Linked DNA regions of Mus musculus: region 1 is linked to region 2. Evidence: chromatin contacts called from ENCODE Hi-C or POLR2A ChIA-PET data. All regions are on one chromosome and are shown on one strand. Each heading gives the region's core, a stretch centred on a gene start or an enhancer-like site at or near the end of the contact. The rest is flanking DNA. Distances are from core to core; before and after follow the strand shown. Region 1 holds the start of Dnph1 (2'-deoxynucleoside 5'-phosphate N-hydrolase 1). Region 2 overlaps Ttbk1 (tau tubulin kinase 1).

Region 1 (6,811 bases), core at 1,304-3,803, 41 kb after region 2:
ACTGTGGGGAGCTGGAACACCCTATTGTTTAAGGGGTTGGCGGGAGTGGTGGGGGGAGGACGTACCCCAGAGCCTCCAGCACCAAACACGATGCTCCGCTCCACTCCGCTCCAAATCTGAAGATATGTTTCTTGGCACAAGCAGTAGCACTGAGAGTGTTTGTACTATAATTATTATTTATTTGAAGTAATTTTTTGTAGACAAGTTATTATTATAGTTAAAGCAAAAACTTGGGACAGGGTCTGGGCCTGGGGTTCTAGCAAAGTAGGTAGAGTGCTTGCTTGGTATTCCTCAAGCCTCCATGCTTCTGTGTAGCTGTGAACACATTCGGAAGGATTTCATCAAGCAGGCTCGAGGACATTAGACCAGACATGGAAGTGGGCGATGTAAGGCTAGGAAGGGAACTAAAGGTAGCCTGAGGTAATGTGGCTGTGGACCTGCAATGTTCCGACTCTCTGAAGTCTTATTCAGTCATCCTTGGAGAAACTTTAACACAAGAATGGCTTTTTCTGCAGAATTTCACTTCACATACCTTAACAAAGTTTTCCTCTTAGTTCAGGTCTTTGACAATTTCATACCTACCTGTATTGCCTTCTGGTTACTCTCTTCCCCCTACTCTCTTTCATCTCCCTCTCTCCCCTCCCTGTTGGTAGGCTTTGTAACCCATTTAGTTTAACAGGGGCCATCTATGTGACCCTTGGGTTACAACAAATGGGTGGAGCTCAGTGCGGTGCCCAGTGGATGACGGCAGAAAGCATCCCCTTTTCTGTAACCTATCAATAGGAAATAGTTTAGCAGTGAGGATGAGGGTGGTGGCCTCTGTGCATGCATGCATGCATGCATCCAGGCGTGGCTGTGGAGAGTTTTGTTCTTCTGTAGACCCAGGGTGTCCATCCTAAGACCAGTGCTGGTGGCAGCGGCAATGGCCATGTCCTTGATAGAATAATGCATTTCACAGCTCTTCTGTAACTTGTGGGCCACTGGCCCCCCCTGGTTTTATCCTAACTAAGGTGGGGTCACTGAGGGGCTCTCCATCTCCTCAGAGTGGCTAGCAGACTGTGGTAGGAAGAGCTGGAATGGGGAGATCTGGGGAGGGGCAGGGCCAGAGCGGTGGCCATGGAAATGGTGGGGAGTCAGGCTCTAGAAAGTGTAACCGTCTTGCCCGATTCCATATCTCTGTACCCATCAATTAGAGCATTCCTTAGCCCTCGTCAGAAGAGCTTCTTTTTGCAGATTAATAGGGTCTCTCGGAGACTGTAGAGTGTTTGAATGTAAATGGGCCATCTCCATGGAAGAGTGGGTTGAAAGACAGAGGGACTGCCATGAAAACATTGTTTCTGGACATGACAGTGGGGTTACACACATAACTCATAGAAGCTATGACTGCCCGTGCACGATCAGGCTGGTCCAAACCCTACCCTGTGTGGAGAAGGGCCCCATGCCAATAGCTGAAGCGTTGCTGACAGCTAACAGCTGGTGAGGCAGGCACGACCCTGAGAGGCTGCCTGTACTTGTTCCAGTAGATGGTTCCACACCGGTGCACACATAGGTAGCACTAATGGGCTCAGTGGGTAGGGAGGGAAGCTGTAGAGATGGTTCAGTGGTTAACAGCACTGGCCACTCTCCAGAGGACCCAGGTTGGATTGTCAGCACCTGCATGGTGGCTCACTGTGTCTGTAACTCCAGTTTCAGGTTAGCTCATTGTGCTCTTTTGGCTTCTTGGGGCATCAGGCATGCACATGATGTAGAGATATAAACTCAGGCAAACCACCTGTCTTAGTTAGGCTTTTACTGCTGTGCACAGACACCATGACCAAGGCAAGTCTTATAAAAAACAACATTTAATTGGGTCTGGCTTACAGGTTCAGAGGTTCAGTCCATTATCATCAAGGTGAGAGCATGGCAGTATCCAGGCAGGCATGGCACAGGCATTGCTGAGAGTTCTACATCTTCATCCAAAGGCTGCTAGTGGAAGACTGAGTTCCAGGCAACTAGGGTGAGGATCTTATGCCCACACCCACAGTGACACACCTATTCCAACCAGGTCACACCTATTTGAACAAGGCCACACCTCCAAATGGTGCCACTCCCTGGCCCAAGGATAAACAAACCATCACAACACCTATACACATAAAATAATAAAATAATCAAAGATAATAATTATTTTAAATAATAAATAAAAATGAAGTTGGTGTAGGGGATAGAAGATGGATTGGAGGGGAGAGAGAGACTGGGTTAGATTTGATTAAAACACTACATACATGTATGAATAATAAAATATTTTTAAAATAAGTTAACAATCTTTTTTAAATTTTGGAAAGATTAATGAGAGCCAATCACAGTTGCCTATGGATCCCGTACAGAGTTTGAGAGCACTGAGATCCGTACAGAACTACTTGAATAGCTAGGAGCTGGGGAGGGGCAGGTCACGGGGAGGAGTCAGAACTAATGAGCGGGTTGGCTCGGGAAGAGCCTATCCGGGAAGAGAGCGAGCTTGAAGAAGGTCCCCTTACCTCTGGGAGTCGCTTTCCCAGGTCACGTGGTAGCGGCGGCAGCGGTTGCCCGCGCGCGGCGATGGCGGCATCCGGGGAGCTGGTTCCATGCTCTGTGTACTTCTGCGGGAGCATCCGCGGCGGGCGGGAAGACCAAGCTCTGTATTCGCGGATCGTATCCCGGCTGCGGCGCTATGGGAAGGTGCTCACTGAGCACGTGGCTGATGCTGAGTTGGAGCCGCGTGGTGAGGCGACGCGGGCTGGAGACTCGCAGGCTGGGGACCTGTAGGCTAAGGGGACCGGCTGACTAGGGACTTGCCGGATAGGAGACCCACTGGCTAGTAGACATTCAACCTGGGGAACCCGCAGCTCATGTGACCCGCAGGCTAGACCGGAGGCTAGGGGATCTGCAGACTAGGACCTCGTAATGGTTAGGGGACCGGCTGGCTATGGAAGGTCCTGGATTATATGTGTACGTTCCATGCGCAGGTCAAGTGTCCCTGTCCAGCACACTGGAAGCAAGTGACAGCCCAGACCCAGCTTTGGGCTAGCAAGGCTTTGATAAGCTGGTCTGGATAAGCACTCCTCCAGTAGGAAAGTTGTACCTAGAACTCTTGTATTTCTGCTCCAAAAACTTTTAAGTAGATCTCCCTTGCCCCATGCAAGAACAAACTCCTAAGCTGTGGACTCTAAAGCAATTCTGGGAGAATCTTTTAAAAGACAAAGAATCAATCGTAGGCAAAAAATGCCAGGGGATTGGAAAGAACCTGTTTGTGCTTATGCTTGGCTAGCGCATGGTGTGTTTTGTTGATAGTTCTCCACCTTCAGCGCCAATGTCAGCACTCTGGAGGCAGAGGGTAGGATGAGTTCCAGGCCAACCTGGGCTACAGAGTTAACCCCTGTCTCAAAGAAATGAGACAAAACAGTCTACAGAGTGTGATAGCCTGGAGAAAACCTTTGAATCTGGGTTTTCTCCCCTAGTCACTTTTCTTGCTTTTTCTTTTTCTTTTCTTTATTTTGGAAACAGGCTGTCATAAACGCACAGTGACGTCAGACTTGTAGCCAAGGATGGCCTTAGAACTCGCCATCCTCCTGCCTTCACCGCCCAAGTGCTAGAACTACAGGCACCTGCTGCTACACACAACTTGTTAGTTTGTTTTTTGAGACAGGGTCTCTCTACATATCCCTGGCCATCATGGTACTTACAGTGTAGACCAGGCTGTGTTGGAACTCACAGATTTCCCCAGCCTCTGCTCCCGGGGCTGGGATTAGTGCTATGAGCCATGATCCTCAGGCTCACAAAAGAAGTTTTAGACAGTGTGGTTCTGCTCTGCCACCTGCAGAGCCTTACCGTCCTAAACAGCAGAGTTGATTCAAACTGGAAACTGTGATCCTGGCTCTCTGACCCCAGACACGCCCCTTGGATTCCGGGTGAGTCAGACCTTTTCCCCACACGCACCCAGCCCCACCCACACGTGCCTCCGTGAACAGGATTGCATTTTTCTTGTGGCTGTTTTGTTCTTCATCCCTTTAACAGACTCCTCTCCTGAACTGGCTTTTGAAGGTGCTGGGGCAAGGGTTCCCTCTCTCTGCCCCTCTCTGAGCAGGGTAGATTTGAGAAGCAGCGAGAACATAGAAGTTACTAGGTACTGAGTTGGGGTAGGGACCATCTCTGACCAGCTTGCCCTCAACCACAGGGGAAGAGGCTGCTGGGGGCGACCAGTTCATCCATGAGCGGGACCTGGCCTGGCTCCGGCAGGCCGATGGTGAGTGAGTAGTCCTCCCTTCTGCATGAGGGCTCCTTGGTGATGTCGATTCCTGGGCTATCCCTGACTCTACTATCCCCACCACAGATACACCGTCACCCCGTTCTTAAAAATCCCAGGTAGTAAGTCTTATTTTTCTCTCTCTGCAGTGGTCGTGGCAGAAGTGACACAGCCATCCCTGGGTGTTGGCTACGAATTGGGCCGGGCAGTAGCTCTTGGTAAGCCGATCCTGTGCCTGTTCCGACCACAGTCTGGCCGAGGTGAGTATTCCAGCGTGGAGTGGCTTACTCCTTCCTGGCTTTCTTCCTTTCCCAGTGGGCTGGGGCAGGGAGCAGAGTGGGGAGTATGGAAGGAAGTCAGTTTCACATTTCCCCCCTCCCCAGTGCTTTCCGCCATGATCCGGGGAGCAGCCGATGGCTCGAGGTTCCAGGTGTGGGACTACGCAGAGGAAGAAGTGGAGACCATGCTCCATCGGTACTTTGAGGCTTATCTTCCTCAGGGGACGGCTTCCTCCAGTAACCCAAGTGCCTGTCTTAACCCTACTGTATTAGAAAAAATTTAAGATTTATTTTTTTAACACATGTTTAACTACATGTATGTATGTAACCACATTCATACCTTGTGCCCAGAGGTCAGAAGAGGGTACCACATTCTCTGGAACTGGTGGTAGAGATGACTGTGGGCCTCCATGTGGGTGCTGGGAACTAAACCCACAACAAGTGCTCTTAGCTGCTGAACCTTCTCTTTGGCCCTGGTCCAACTTTATCCAATGCTGACCCCTGATGTTTCTCTGGACTCCTTCCTGCTTCTGCCTCAGTAGTAAGAAAAGGTTCGTTTAGTTGGGTATGGTGGCGTCTCAGGAGGCACAGTGTGGTGGTTTGAATATGCTTGACCTGGGGAGTGGCACTATTAGGTGTGACCCCGTTGGAAGTGTGTCACTGTGGGGGTGGGCTTTGAGACCCTCCACCTAGCTGCCTGAAAACAGACTGCTGGTTTCCTTTTGAAGATGTAGAACTCTCAGCTCCTCTTGCACCATGCCTGCTTGGACGCTGCCATGCTCCTTCCTTGATGATAATAGACTGAACCTCTGAACCTGTAAGCCAGCCCTAATTAAATGTTGTCCTTAGAAGAGTTGCCTTGGTCACGGTGTCTGTTCCCAGCAGTAAAACCCTAAGACAGAAGTTGGTACCAGGGACTGGGGCATCACTGTGATAGATCTGTCCATGCTTCTGTTTCGAAGGATGTAGATGTTGGGACTTTGGAAAGCAAAGTTTGATGGGCTATCCTAGTAGGAATATGGAAGACTTTGTTGCTGAGAGTTCTACATCTTCATGGAAAGGAAGCCAGGAGCAGACTGTTTTCAGGCAGCTAGGAGGAGGGTCTCAAAGCCCACCCCACGGTGACACACCTACTCCAACAAGGCCTCCTAATAGTGCGATTCCCTGGGCCCAGCATATTCAAACCACCACACATAGGCAGGGGGATTTCTGAGTTCAGGGTCACTGTGGTCTACATATAGTGAGTTCCAGGACAGTCAGACCTATGTAGAGAAGACCCCCCCCCCATCTCAAAAATAAAGTCAAAAAAACTTGTTTATATTGGCAGTGCTAGAACCAGCCCTGGCTTTTCCACCCTGTTTCATTGTAGAAAAGAGAAGGGCCCTACTAAGGAAGGTCCCCAGGAGAAAGGCACCTTGTCATGTCCTCGGGCCCCCGGGGAACAGGGGAGCACTTGGGGATGGGAGGAGGCCAGGTATTGGGTGGGTTGCATTCTTTTCACCTCTGAACCTAGACCCGTGCTTCTAGTTATGACTTAAGTCAAGTTAAGTGAGTCTCCCTTGGCTTTCTCCAAGGACAGAGAAGTCTGGATGTCTAAAGAACACAGTAAAGATGGAGGAGGGCTGGGGAGCTGGCTCAGCCTAAAGACCCGGGTTCTATCCCGTGCACCCACATGGGAATGAGAACTGACTCCTGGATGCTGTTCTCTGACATCCATCCATACACACACACACCATGGCATGTGCACATACACACATGCACATGCAGTCTTTGAAAAATGAGAGTGTTTTGAGGAAATATGGGGGGGGTGACAGAGGGTGAGGGGTGCTCCTCCTGGGAAGTGTGTGAAAAAAGAGGTTTATTCAGTAAACAGAAGGTGCTTCAGACACTGGGAATCCCCTCTCCCATGACACCCTGCGGCCCTGCCCCTCCCCCCTCAGTCATAGGACTCATCATCTTCATCCTCATCACCAAAGAAGAAGGTCTCTCGGTCCAGGTTCTCAGACTCCTCGTCGTAGGAGAAGCTATCATTGTCTAGTTCCTCATCAAATTCATGTTGCCACTCAGGCACATCCTCTTCCTCCTCCTCCTCCTCCTCCTCTTCCTCCTCTTCTTCCTCCTCTTCGTCTTCCACTTCCAGCCCTGAGGAGCCCTGGGGTCTAGGGAGAGCCACCACACTCAGCCGGAGAAGCCTGCATCCCTGCCCCCTCCCCAGGCTCGGCCCAGCCTACTCACTGATCACTGGGCACGTTGGACCCTTTCACCTCCCGGGTCT
Region 2 (6,625 bases), core at 3,394-5,893:
TAGGATCTGGGTTCAGCTCGCTAGCACCCAAACAGAATGCCAGAAGGTAGCAGGGCACGAATCTGGGGGATTTCTGGGAATTCTGGAAACTTCCCTGGCTTGCTGGCCGACCAGTCTAACAATCTGATGAGCTCTAGATCTAGACAGTAACCCTGTCTCAGGAATAAGGTGGAGGCTGTGGCGAGATGCTTCAGCTGAGGACCCAGGTTTGGTTCCCAGCACTCACGTGGTGGCCTGCAACCATCCATAACTCAAGTCCCAGGGGATCTGATGCCCTCTGTGGGCCTCAGGCACACACGTGATACACACACGGGCACACGTATCAGGCAAACACTCGAAAGAAACCAATTGGTTTTTTTCTTTATTTGTAAAGTAAGGGGGGGGGGGTTGGTGAGATGGCTCAGTGGTTAAGAGCCCTGACTGCTCTTCTGAAGGTCCTGAGTTCAAATCCCAGCAACTACATGGTGACTCACAACCATCCATAATGAGATCTGACGCCCTCTTCTGGTGTGTCTGAAGACAGCTACAGTGTGCTTACATATAATAATAAACAAATCTTTAAAAAAAAAGACTTTGATGTTTAGAGAGAGAGAGAAAGAGAGAGAGAAAGAAAGAAAGAAAGAAAGAAAGAAAGAAAGAAAGAAAGAAAGAAAGAAAGAAAGAAAGAAAGAAAGAAGAAAAGAAAGGTAAGGTGGAGAGTAATAGAAGATGCAGGACTGACCTCTGGTCTCCACAGTCATATGCACACTGTTCTACAAACACAGATGCAGAGACATGTGGCCCCCACAGAAACTTCTGATGGTCTAGAACCTTCCTTAGACCTCTGACCTCTACATCCCCGCTGAAGTCCCTAGTAGCCATTTTATTTTATTTTCTCTTCTTTTCTTTTCTTTTCCTTTTCTTTTCTCTCTCTCTCTCTCTTTCTTTCTTTTTTCGATTCTATGTTTTCACTCTTTCTTCAACCATTCATTCAGCAAACATTAAGGTACTGACTACGTGCTGGACCACCTTGGAGTGCCTTGCCAGCGTTACAGCTACAGAATCCAGCTGGACAAGTGGAAAGGGTGGCTTTAAGTGGCGATGGGGAACCTGGGCTGGGCGATTGCACCAAGGACAGGAAGACCCTTGGGAGCTTTGCTCATGCCTTCTCACACCTGGCCAAGTCCTGGATCTCTGCCCAGAAGCCCATTCAGAGGCTGAGACCAACCCTTCCCACCAGCTGGATAACCGCAAGCAAAACCTCCTCTCCTTCATGCAGATGGTGTCTCCAGTGTCCAGTCTGATGGGGTCTCCAGGACACTTTCTGTGTGCCCCGGGAAACCTGGGGGAAACTGGGAGGCACAGCAGAGTGACCAGCCCCCATCCCAGCTGTGTGGAGTGCTAGCCAAGGGTGGCTAGCCCAGAAGAGAGCACACCTTTCCCCAGGGCAGTGACCTTTATGAGTCTTACTTGTTGGTTTAGGCTCCAGGGCTGTCTCGGCATGGCTCACCCAGATGCTTTATAAAAGTCCCGCTCGGGTTCCTGCCCCTCAATCTGAGGGTGCAACTGAGAAACCCCACTTATTCTGAAGTTCCCTGGTTGCTGTAACCCTAGCACTCAAGAGCCAGAGGCCAGGAGTCTCTGTGAATGAAAGGCCAGTCTGGTCTACGTAGTAAGTTCCGGGGTGAGAGACTGTTTCAAAAAAATAAAATAAAAAATAAAAAGGCAAACCAAACCAAACAAACCCCACCTCCTTGTTGATTCCGGAGCTCAGGCTGGTCTGGGCTGCTTTATGACCTGAGGGGTTGAAACAGCTGAGCTGAAGAGCTCAGAGAGCGCAAAAGCCCTGGGTGTCTGCACTCTGGTCCCAGAGGCCTGAGTCCCTCTAAGCTTCAACCCCTCAGCGCCACATGCAGAGGGAGAGAATCAGCCCAGACCTGCTGCTCATTGAGTTGTCCTCTCAGGGAGGACTTGTGACAATGAGGCTGAAGACCTGACCACTCTACCTCACCCCAGTGCCCACACAGGGTGCAGGAGGTGACACTCTTGCCTGGACCCCATGCCAACTAGTGACTGGAACTGCACGAAGGCTCAAAGTCCCAAGGTTATGGTGAATGGAATGGGCTGAGTGACAAGAGCTGGCCTCCCCCGGAATGACAGGGGAGGGGTTTGTGCCCATCCGGACTGCCTAATGCCCTACATCCCTTCCTCTATTCTGGAGCCTGTTCCTCCACCTTGGCCCCCAGCTGTGCAGCCATGCTAGGCCGGAGAGGAGAGGTCCTAGGGACCAAGTGGCCCCTGGAAGTTTGTCCACCTCATCTGCTGCCTTCTTCCCCTGTTTCAGTCTCCCGGCGTCTCTCAGCTCTCCCTCAGACAGTGTTTCTGTCCAGCCAAGAGACCTCACACTACTCCACCACTGCCGCCCAAAGGAGAAATCCCAGTCCCCTGCCCCCAAGGTGGAAACTCTATCGAGGAAGGTGGGAACATGGCTACTGAGCACAGTCTACCCAGACAGACCTCACACATACGATTGATCTCCCAGATAGCAATGTCTCCCTCCCCACACAGGCTCCGGTCAATTTGTCCTAGCTTCGTCCCCCCGCCCCCGCCCCCACAGAGCTAACAAGTATGTGGGGGAGGGGCTTCTCGACCTCCTGGGGATTAGGAACTGTGCCTGTCTGGCCCAATTGCTTTTGGCCCTATGGACAAAGTGGCTTCCTCTTCAGTAGCTAGAGGAACTTCCTCCACTAACAAAAACCTGTCTCAAGTCCATTCCTGAGTCACCGGTATTGTACTCCTGCTTTCTGCCCAGTCAGGGTGAGGGACAAAAGTCATGATACAGAAGGGCAGTCTCCAGCTTGCTCAGCCTGCTTCTGTCGTTGTCACCTTCAGGACACTGCCTTTATATCCTGAGCTAAATCATCTTTCGTGCATCTCTTCACGGTCCACCTGCTCCCTCAGGCCACTGAGCAGCAAGGACAGTACCCGGGAATGTCCCACATCGGGCTTTTCGACCTCACACCTCTCTCTGCCACATTTGGCCCATGAACCTAACCTACTTTATTGCATTCCTCTAGCCCATTTGCAACTGGAGTTGGATCCCAGAGATCCACACATCACCTTCCCCCATGAAAGAAGACAGACAGCAGCTGGAGGGTAATTCCGAGTCCAGCTGATCAGCACTCCAGTCCCCTAGTCAGCTGTAGTCCCAGCCCCTTGCCATCTGCCCAGCACTCCCACCCCCACCCCAACCCACCCCCGCGCCCACTGTGAGCTGAGGTCCTCCGGGACCAGAGTGGGGAGGTGAAGAAAGCAGGCCAAGGCAGATTCCTGGAAGGCGTCTTTAATCAGGATTTGGTAGTACACAAGCTCTCCGGATTGTCTGCATGAACATACAGGGACTTTAAAAGGCACAAGATCCCTTGCACAGCGACGCCTGACGGCGGGGCGCCCCCACCCCCGCCAGTGCACGGTCGTGTGCGCGTGGGTGCGTGTCCGTGTCCCACCCCTGTGGCGGCGCCGCGCGTGTGCGTGTCGGTTTCAAGTGTTGGATTTGTACAGTACTCGCAGTCTGGGGTGGGGGTGGGGGGGCTCAGTGCATGCTTTTCTAACCCGGGTCCAGGGCCCCTGACGCTGCTATGTACACTAAGGAGGACGCAGCTCGGAGAGAACTAGGAAGAAAACGGGGGTGTGTGTGGGGTATGTAAGAAACAAAACAAACAAACAAATAATAAAACATAAAAAGAAAGGAAAGAAAAGAAAAGAAAAAAAAAAGCGTCCCGTCTTCATGTGTGTGTGGATTTGAGTTTCTCGTGCATGCTTAAGCTGGCCGGGGTAAGGGGATAGATAGTGCAAGCGTATCATACAGTGTTATTGCAATACAAAAGGGGGGTTGAGGAAAGACTCGGGATTGAGGAGGAGCTCAGGAATAAACTGGCTGGGACTGGAGACCTCCGGGAGGGTCTTCTTGCCAACCACCCTCCCATCCCATCATCCCATCCCCTGGGGGGAGGGGTTCTGTAGAGAGGGAGCTTAATTCGGTCCTGGGGCTGAGTTTCCCCACACCACCAGTCCCACCTTTTAGGGGGCAGAGGCCAGCCCCTCTCTGCGGCAATACTGTCAACTCTAGGGGCCCTGGAACCTGCCCCTTCCCCCACGGAAGCCCCTCCACCTGGGGGAGGGGTCGACGGAGCAAGTGCAAAGGAAGCAGATGTTGGTCCCTGAGTTTTATTTTCGGGGGTGGGGGTGGGGGAAGAGTTGGAAGTGGGGGCATGTTTGAGGAGCCCCCCAGGGCCCTTAGTGGCAGATGGGATGGGACAAAGGACACGGATCGGAGCAGGGGCAAAAGGGTTGGGTGGCTCTGAGAGACCTAGGCTCAAAGTTTGGCTCCCCCTCAACTCTGGGCTCTTTGGCATCCTACTGCAAGGCCAAGGGTGGGGGGCAGCCCTATGGGCGGTGAGGTAACCGGAATCGGGAGGGGGGTCGGGCTCTTGGAGCCAGCTCCTCCCATATCCCCCCGCCCCTGGTCTGCACCCTAACCCTGGAAGCACTGTGGAGCGAGTCCCCCACTTGTCCCCACCTTGCCTCCAGGCCAGGCACCCAGCGGCCACGAGCCGGCAGAAGGGAAAAACAAACAAAACAGAGCGCAAAGGCGGGGCGGCGGGGGCGCTAACCCAAAAGAACTTTAGCAGCAGGCAGCTTGGCGGGGCGGGGACCAGAGTTGGGGACCCGGCTCGGCCGGCGCGGGGCGGGACGGGGCGGGGCGGGGACTCCGAGGCCGGCGGTACCAGGGGCACGCCAAGTAGCAGCTGGTTAAAAAGACTGAACATACATTCGTGTTAGTGATGGCTGCAGGGGTTGGGTATTGATTGGGTGGACGGGCCCTGGGGCGGGTTCAGGGCTGGAGTGAGCAACAAGGGTCCTTAACAGTTAGAAACCTGCGACAGGGTCTCGAGTACGACGCTCCGGGTTTGGGATGCTAAGTTTGCGGGTCCGGAGAGTGGATGAAGTGTGCGTGAGGCTGCGGAGTGTGCGCGTGCGTGTGCGTGGGTAGTCATTCCCCCAACCCACAGCCTGTGCAGGATCCAAGGGCAAGTGGTGAGTGATGGGAAACCCCAGGGAAAGCAGAGGGCTAAGGAAGGTTTCCCAGTTCCTTCCCCACCTCTTTTTGGGTGGGCTCAGGGGCCTCCCAGGCTGGGAAGTCCACCGAGTATGTGTGGGGTTATCTGAGGGAGATGGTCCTCAGCCTGGAAGCCTCTCCCTTAGGGAGAAGGATGCTTTAAAAGTCAGATGCAATGGGGTTGGACACGGCTTCTGCCTCTCTGGTTAGGAGTGTCCCATATCTAAGTGGAGATTTGGGCACGGCAGATGTTGCAGACCCTTAGATCTCTATGCTTCCTCCAACTGTCACATCAACTCAAGGACAGCAGCGAATACATCATCTGTGTCCCCAGCCCAGGAGGGTACCCCAACCTCCAATGTGCACCGAATCCCCCTAACGCATGGTTCCTTCCCAAACCACCCATTAACACTGACACAGCTCCTGCCGTCCTGCAGTGTCCCATGCTCCCCCAACCCCTGCCTGAACAGACAGCACCACCCTGCCCCGGAAAAAGAGACCAAGGCAGGGCAGAGGACAGAGGTAGGAAGGAGGGAGCCAGGACTGGCTGGCCCAGAGGTGCCACGCCACAATCCACTGGGAAGGGCTGTTTTCCCTCAGACTGGAAATTTAGAGAGAGAGTATTGGGCTCAGGGTTAGTGGCTGGGATGAATTCTGAGTTGCTATTGCTATGACCCAAGCTGCCTTGAGTGTATGGGGTGTGTATTAATTATGAGGAATTTAATACAGCATTTTCCAACCAATCTAGAGTCCTCAGGACACACCCCTCTCTGTCTAAGAAAATACTACCCCTATTAGGCAGTCCTACTCCACACACAAGGAAAAACTCCAATAACTCCACATACCCGGGCTCACCACAGCAACATGCACACACATACCACACAAATACACCACACACACACACACACACACACACACACACACACACCACGCCCACCACGCCTCACTAGCAGCTAGTATCCTAAGCAGCTGCTTGGCTGGTGTGCTTGCTGAAGAACTACCTTGCTTTGAGCCTAGACGGGTGATGCAGTGAGGAGTCCTCAGGGTTAAGTTACTAGCTCTTCCCCAAAACTGCCCTGTGTGTGTGTGTGTGTGTGTGTGTGTGATCAATGATTAAAAATTTGGAGAGTTCAGATTAAAAAGGGGGGTGGGAGAGATGGCTCAGCAGTTAAGAGCACTGACTGCTCTTCCAAAGGTCCTGAGTTCAATTCCCAGCAACCACATGGTGGCTCACAACCATCTGTAATGGAATCTAATGCCCTCTTCTGGAGTGTCTGAAGACAGCTACAGCGTACTTACATATAAGAAATAAATAAATCTTTAAAAAAAAAAAAAAAGGAAGACAGCAGCAATGACTGGTGTTTTGGAGAGTGACTGGAGTGGAGTGGAGTTTCCCTTATCGGAAACTTACTGTCACTGTTTGGTCTCTTTGTGTGAGTTGGTGACATCCTCACAAAGTCCCATCAGTGCTCAGCAAGTGATCTCTGCTATCTGTGAGTCTGACCCCTGAGACCCTCCAGTAGGGCC

The links. A loop is a pair of places that touch in the nucleus more often than their neighbours do. ChIA-PET counts read pairs that join two places held with the same protein, here RNA polymerase II (POLR2A).
Region 1: a map of heart shows a loop between it and region 2 (1.9-fold over the local background). The contact joins the promoter of Dnph1 here to the enhancer-like site in region 2. A Hi-C loop is called at or near these places in 3 of 37 maps with a recorded cell type or tissue (T-helper 1 cell and heart). POLR2A ChIA-PET finds 5 or more read pairs at or near these places in 2 of 5 experiments (both embryonic stem cell).

Annotation. Positions count from the first base shown.
Region 1 is chr17:46,494,236-46,501,046 of GRCm38, forward strand. Dnph1 (2'-deoxynucleoside 5'-phosphate N-hydrolase 1) reads left to right here and starts at 2,554. Exons shown (of 4, transcript NM_207161.3): 1 at 2,554-2,737; 2 at 4,190-4,258; 3 at 4,408-4,518; 4 at 4,642-5,383. The coding sequence starts at 2,575. The coding sequence ends at 4,820. It overlaps Cul9 (cullin 9), which reads right to left. Exons shown (of 41, transcript NM_001081335.2): 40 at 6,772-6,811; 41 at 6,374-6,695. The coding sequence ends at 6,473.
Region 2 is chr17:46,450,828-46,457,452 of GRCm38, forward strand. The region is part of intron 13 of Ttbk1 (tau tubulin kinase 1); the gene reads right to left. Among named protein-coding and RNA genes, the nearest start is that of Slc22a7, 16 kb to the left of the region's middle. Within about 2 kb of position 4,644, at least 1 of the 3 ENCODE cell types and tissues checked has a DNase peak (open chromatin) inside an H3K27ac peak, as active enhancers do; it is heart, where a contact is called at or near this core.